Regions from separate parts of the Homo sapiens genome. Here region 1 is linked to region 2. A link is a loop called in an ENCODE intact Hi-C map of the cell type or tissue named here. Cell type or tissue: Calu3. All regions are shown on one strand.

Region 1 (2,500 bases), 60 kb after region 2:
ACCATGTTGGCCAGGCTGGTCTCAAACTCCTGACCTCAAGTGATCCACCTGCTTTGGCCTCCCAAAGTGCTGGGATTACAGGAGTGAGCCACTGCAGCTAGCCAGGTTCATATATATATGTATATCAATTACAACTACTCATATATACTAATATATATATATCCATATTTTGTATATGTATTATACAATTAATCTTCCATGGTTTTAAAAATATCTCAGCCTAAGTCTCTGATGGCAAGTGTCATCTGAGTATAGTCCTGGTTCCTCATAGCTACATGACAAATTGGGAAGTGGCATCAAAGACCCTCTGGAATCCAGAGAGTAGACATTACTGCCTGCCTTTTGTCTCTCAGCCAGATCCTTAGCCACAGAGGAGTGACTCTACATGAGCATAAGTTGGCACCTCCGCAGGCCCGCACAGTCCACTATGCTGAGCTGGTCGAGCTTTCCATCCCCTATCCAGGGTCCACTCACCCCACTGTGGGTAATACACTGGAGTATTTCCTATCTTATTCTCTGATAATCTACAGTCTATTTCAAGGTTTTGATTATTTTATTTTTGAGATGGGGTCTCGCTCTGTAACCCAGGCTGGAGTGCAGTGGCATGACCATAGCTCACTGCAGCCTTGACCTCCTGGGCTCAAGCGATCCTCCCACCTCAGCCTCCCAAGTAGTTGGGACCACAGGCACGCACCATTGCACCAGGCTGACTTTTTACCTTTTTATTTTTATTTTTTGTAGAGATGAGGCAGGGTGGGTCTCACTATGTGGTCCAGGCTTGTCTGGAACTCCTGGGCTCAAGCGACCCTTCCCACTTAGCCTCCCAAAATGTTGAGATGATAGGCATGACCTACCACCCCAGTCTCAAATTTTTTTTTTTTTTTTTTTTTTTTTTTTGAGACAGAGTGTCGCTCTTGTTGCCCAGGCTGGAGTGCAGTGGCATGATCTTGACTCACTGCAACCTCCGACTCCTGGGTTGAAGCGATTTTCCTGCCTCAGCCTTCCGAGTCACTGGGATTACAGGTGCCCGCCACCATGCCTGGCTAATTTTTGTTATTTTTAGTAGAGATGGGGTTTCACCATGTTAGCCAGGCTGGTCTCGAACTCCTGACCTCGGGTGATCCACCCACCTCGGCCTCCCAAGGTGCTGGGATTACAGGTGTGAGCCACCTTGCCCGGCCTCAAATTTTTTTTTTAAGAGTTCTATTTCACAGCCCACTAATGGGCCCCACCTGCGATCTGGAAAAATTGCTCTAATCAGATGGCTGCAGACTGGCCCAGCGCCTGCCCTTCTGCTCTACTCCAGACGTCTTCCTCCCTGCCTAGCACCTCATGTGCCCTTTCCAGACACTTCCTCCTTGTGGCCTCCAAGTTAACAGCTGGTGGCTCTGTAGTCCAGGCTGCTGCTTCTGCAGCAAGCTCAGGTTACAGCACCGGGCTTTCCTTGCTCATCAAAATACTTCTAGGGTGAGTTTCCAGAGTTCTCTTCAACCTTCCTTCTCCCAGTGATACACTGCTCTTGAATGCCTTGTTTATCTAGGGCAGCCATGGAACCTTGCCACTAAAACCCAGGTGAAGATCTTTCCCTGCCTAGTCCTCTGCAATTCTAGAGTGATTAGGGGCTCCCCTGGCATTTTCACAGCACCACAGCTACCTGATGGCATTGGTGTTTCACAGCAGAAGGCGCTGAGGGCACAGGGAGCTGAGCTGAAGCGACCTATCCAAGGTCACCTGTCTAGGAAGTAGCAGAACTGTTTCCAACCCCAGTCTCCTGATGCTGATTCACAGCTACCCTCTGGAGGGTTTCATTTTTCTCCTCTCTGACCCTTTGGAAAAGGATGCATTGAAGGACATAATGTTTTGATCCTTTGTTTTTGTGTTACATAAGTAAGGGAAAATTTCCTGTGACTTTACAAGTTCCTCTGTCTCTCCAGTGTTTCGAATTTGGTCCCTACACAGACTGGCTTCTTGCTCACACACTCTGCTAATGCCCAGGACTGCCTTCCATTTCAAGGGTTACCTCACCTTGCAGTGAGCCAAAAAGGTTTGCCCTCGGAATCTTCACCCTCGTTCCTCTCTTTCTGGGAACTACAGAAAGTTCGTTTCTGAGCCCGCAGAGTTTTTAACAGCACCTCCAGTTTCTCCTTAGTTCCTTCCCACGAGCCCGGAACCTGCTGTTAGCTGCTCTACTGAAAAATCCCCTTTTTTTCTCCCTGGGAGGAGTAGTAGGCACTCTTTCCAATTTCTACAAGCTGGTGGCAGGAGGGCTGGCATTCTTTCTCCCCTGCCTCATCAACACTTAATCCATCTTCCTGGCTCTGCCCACCCCTGAATTTGAAAAATGAAGTCAAAAACATCAAGGCGCATCCTTTTTGTGTGCCTGCTATTTTCAAGGGGCTGTAACGGTGATAGCAACCATGCAGGTACCCGCAGTGTGCTAAGCAGGGGCACTCTTCATGTCATCTCTGATATTCACAGCTACCCCATAATGGCGGACATG
Region 2 (2,500 bases):
GCAGTACAGTGCAGGAGGCATGTTACTATTCCCATTGTCATCTTCATTCCAAGACCAGAAGCAGGACAGGAGCCCCTCCATGGATGGACCCTAAGGTGATGATGATGCGAAGGAGAAAGGAGGGTGTTTAAGGGGCTGTGTTCTGTTGTCTGCCCTCTCTAGAGGGACCTGCATTGTACCCATTGCCCAGAAAGGACATGGCATGGCGTGATGGGCTGACACAGGCAGGGGACCAGAAGGGCCCAGGGCATTGCCCACTTAGCACTCCAGCTGCAAAAGCAGCCGTATGTGTCCTGAGGCCCATGGCTCCTGGTCATAGCTGATTGGATCAAGAGAAGGCACCTATCCAAGGAAAATCAGTCTGCGGGCTGCCTAGTGACCCATGGAAATATGAGTGGGACCAATCAGATCCTCTCGTTCAAGATTTAGCCATTAGGAGGGGAGTGGCCAAAGTGCTGTAGGTGGTAGGTCAGTCAGGAGTGGGGCTGGAGGGCCAGGGCAGTGTTGAATATGGTTCTAGGGGAGCAGCACCTCTCCGTGAAGTCAGTAGCGGGAAGAGGAGGGTGGAGCCAGCAAAGGCAGAGAAGATAATTGCTCACGTGTATTGAGTGATAATTGCTGATGTGTATTGAGCAATTACTATGGGCCAGGCACTGTTCTAGGATCACTTAATCATAATCCACAGAGCAGGCACTATACCACCATTCTTATTGTACAGATGAAGAAACGGCTGAAGAGAGATTAAGAAACTTGCTCAAGGCCACACAGCTCGTAGTGGTAGAGCTGCACCTTCAAGCTCAGACTGGTGACTGCAGTGTCACCCTGCTGTCTCCTTCACGGTGTGTGGCTGCTTTGGCCCCAGGCCTGGGCACTCCATTTCCTGCCCTAGGGCTCCAGTGAGCTCCCTCTTATCTTTTGAGTTACCTTCAGGGTGTCTCTGTTCTTTGCAACTGAAAGAGCTTGATGAAAATTCTAAGAAGTTTCTGGCAGGGGACGGGTGGTGGGGGGATCCTTTCGAGTCAGGAACTCCCTGACCTCTCAGGATCCTTTGGATCAGTACCTCATGGGTCAGTTTCACAGGCCACTTAGGCATGAGGCTCCCTGCCCGTGGGTCATCATCAAAGTCTAGGCGGATGGGGAGGTTTGGTTAGTCAGAGGCTTCCCAAGCCCAAGAAATATTTGCACAGTGACGACATCTGAGTGCTGGGTGGGGGATAGGAGTGCAACAATGAGCACTTTGGTACCAGAAAGGAGTCTGGGTGGTGGCGGCTGAAATGCCATTCATATTTGTGCCTGCAGGAAACACTATTCATATGTAAGTGCACAAGTGGGAGCTGTGTCCTGGAAAGTGGCACGTGGGTGGAAGTCTGAGGGGGTGAGAGGCAGTCTGAGGTCTGTCCCCAGACTCTAACCCTGGTCCCAGCATGGTGTGTTTAGACACAGGAGCCAGGTGCCTCACTCTCCAGTGAGGGTTTCTTTGTGAGCACAGGGCCTGCAGATGGGCAAATGGGGTAAGGCAGTGCCTGGGGCCCTGAGCAGGTCTCCACCGCTGCGTGACTCTCCAACATTCGACCAACTTAAGGTCAGCTTGGGAAACCCTGTTCCCGTCAGAAGAGGAAGGCAGAGCCTTCCCTCCTTCCACATTCCCTCCATTCCCCTCCCGGCAGGATGAGTTTCTAAGCCTCTCCCCCAGGCTGGCAGACACCCCCTGCCACCTAAGGTGGCCTGTACTTCTCGCCCAAGGAGGCCATCAGCTGGGGGTTAGGGTACATGACAAGAAGTTTGATACCAAGTGTTCAATCACTCAAGCTTGTAAATGTGTTACCTTAAAATAAGGCCACAGCAAGAGAAGCTGGGCACCCAAAGGCTGCAAGCAAAGCCCTTCCTTATGGGGACAGCAATGTCTGGCTGAGCGTGGCGCGGAGGGTGGGCACTGGGGGAGGCCAGGCCGCCGGGAGGCGCGGCAAGAGGGAAGAGTCCAGACGGCCAAGAACAGCCCTGGGTTTGAGGGGAAGCCTCAGGGCAGCTGTCTTCAAAATGAGGTGGCTGCAGCCTTGGGGGTGCTATGGTGACCCCCTGGGGTACAGGAAGAAACAGAGCTTCTGTGTAAATGAGCAGCGTTCTTTAGAGTTGTTTTAATGCAGGTTATAATATCCACAGTACGTTGGTATGTGGCATAACTTATTAGGGGTGTACTGGTATGGACTTCTCAGCAGAGGTGGCCAATCTGAACAAGGCCCAGGTCCCTCCCATGCCTCCTCTCCTAGGCTTCTTCCCTGCAGCTGAAGGTGGCCCATCAGCAATGCCCGAGGGGATCTCTGTTCAGACGTGAGTCCTGCCTTGGCCTCTCCCAGCAATGCCCAGAGGCAGCAGGGGCTTCAGGGGTCGCCCTGGACAGGTCAGAGGCCAGGATCAGCCCTGCCTGGACCCCTCTTGCCTCCTCCTACCCTCTCCAGGCTTTAGCCCAGCCTTAGCAACACTCTCACCAGCTCAAATCCAC

The links. A loop is a pair of places that touch in the nucleus more often than their neighbours do. Peaks named below come from ENCODE experiments on the same cell type or tissue, not always from the same donor. Only the 100,000 strongest peaks of a DNase experiment are listed, where the experiment ranks them.
Region 1: it touches region 2 in a loop (9-fold over the local background); 6 of 110 quality-filtered maps call a loop at or near these places.

What each region holds. Positions count from the first base shown.
Region 1 is chr2:47,015,598-47,018,097 of GRCh38, reverse strand. The region is part of intron 11 of TTC7A (tetratricopeptide repeat domain 7A); the gene reads right to left. Among named protein-coding and RNA genes, the nearest start is that of TTC7A, 76 kb to the right of the region's middle. In Calu3, no CTCF peak of the experiment used is centred here; a DNase peak (open chromatin) is centred at 1,357.
Region 2 is chr2:47,075,744-47,078,243 of GRCh38, reverse strand. TTC7A (tetratricopeptide repeat domain 7A) reads right to left here. Exons shown (of 20, transcript NM_020458.4): 20 at 2,121-2,500. Among named protein-coding and RNA genes, the nearest start is that of STPG4, 78 kb to the left of the region's middle. In Calu3, no CTCF peak of the experiment used is centred here; DNase peaks (open chromatin) are centred at 486, 843 and 1,233.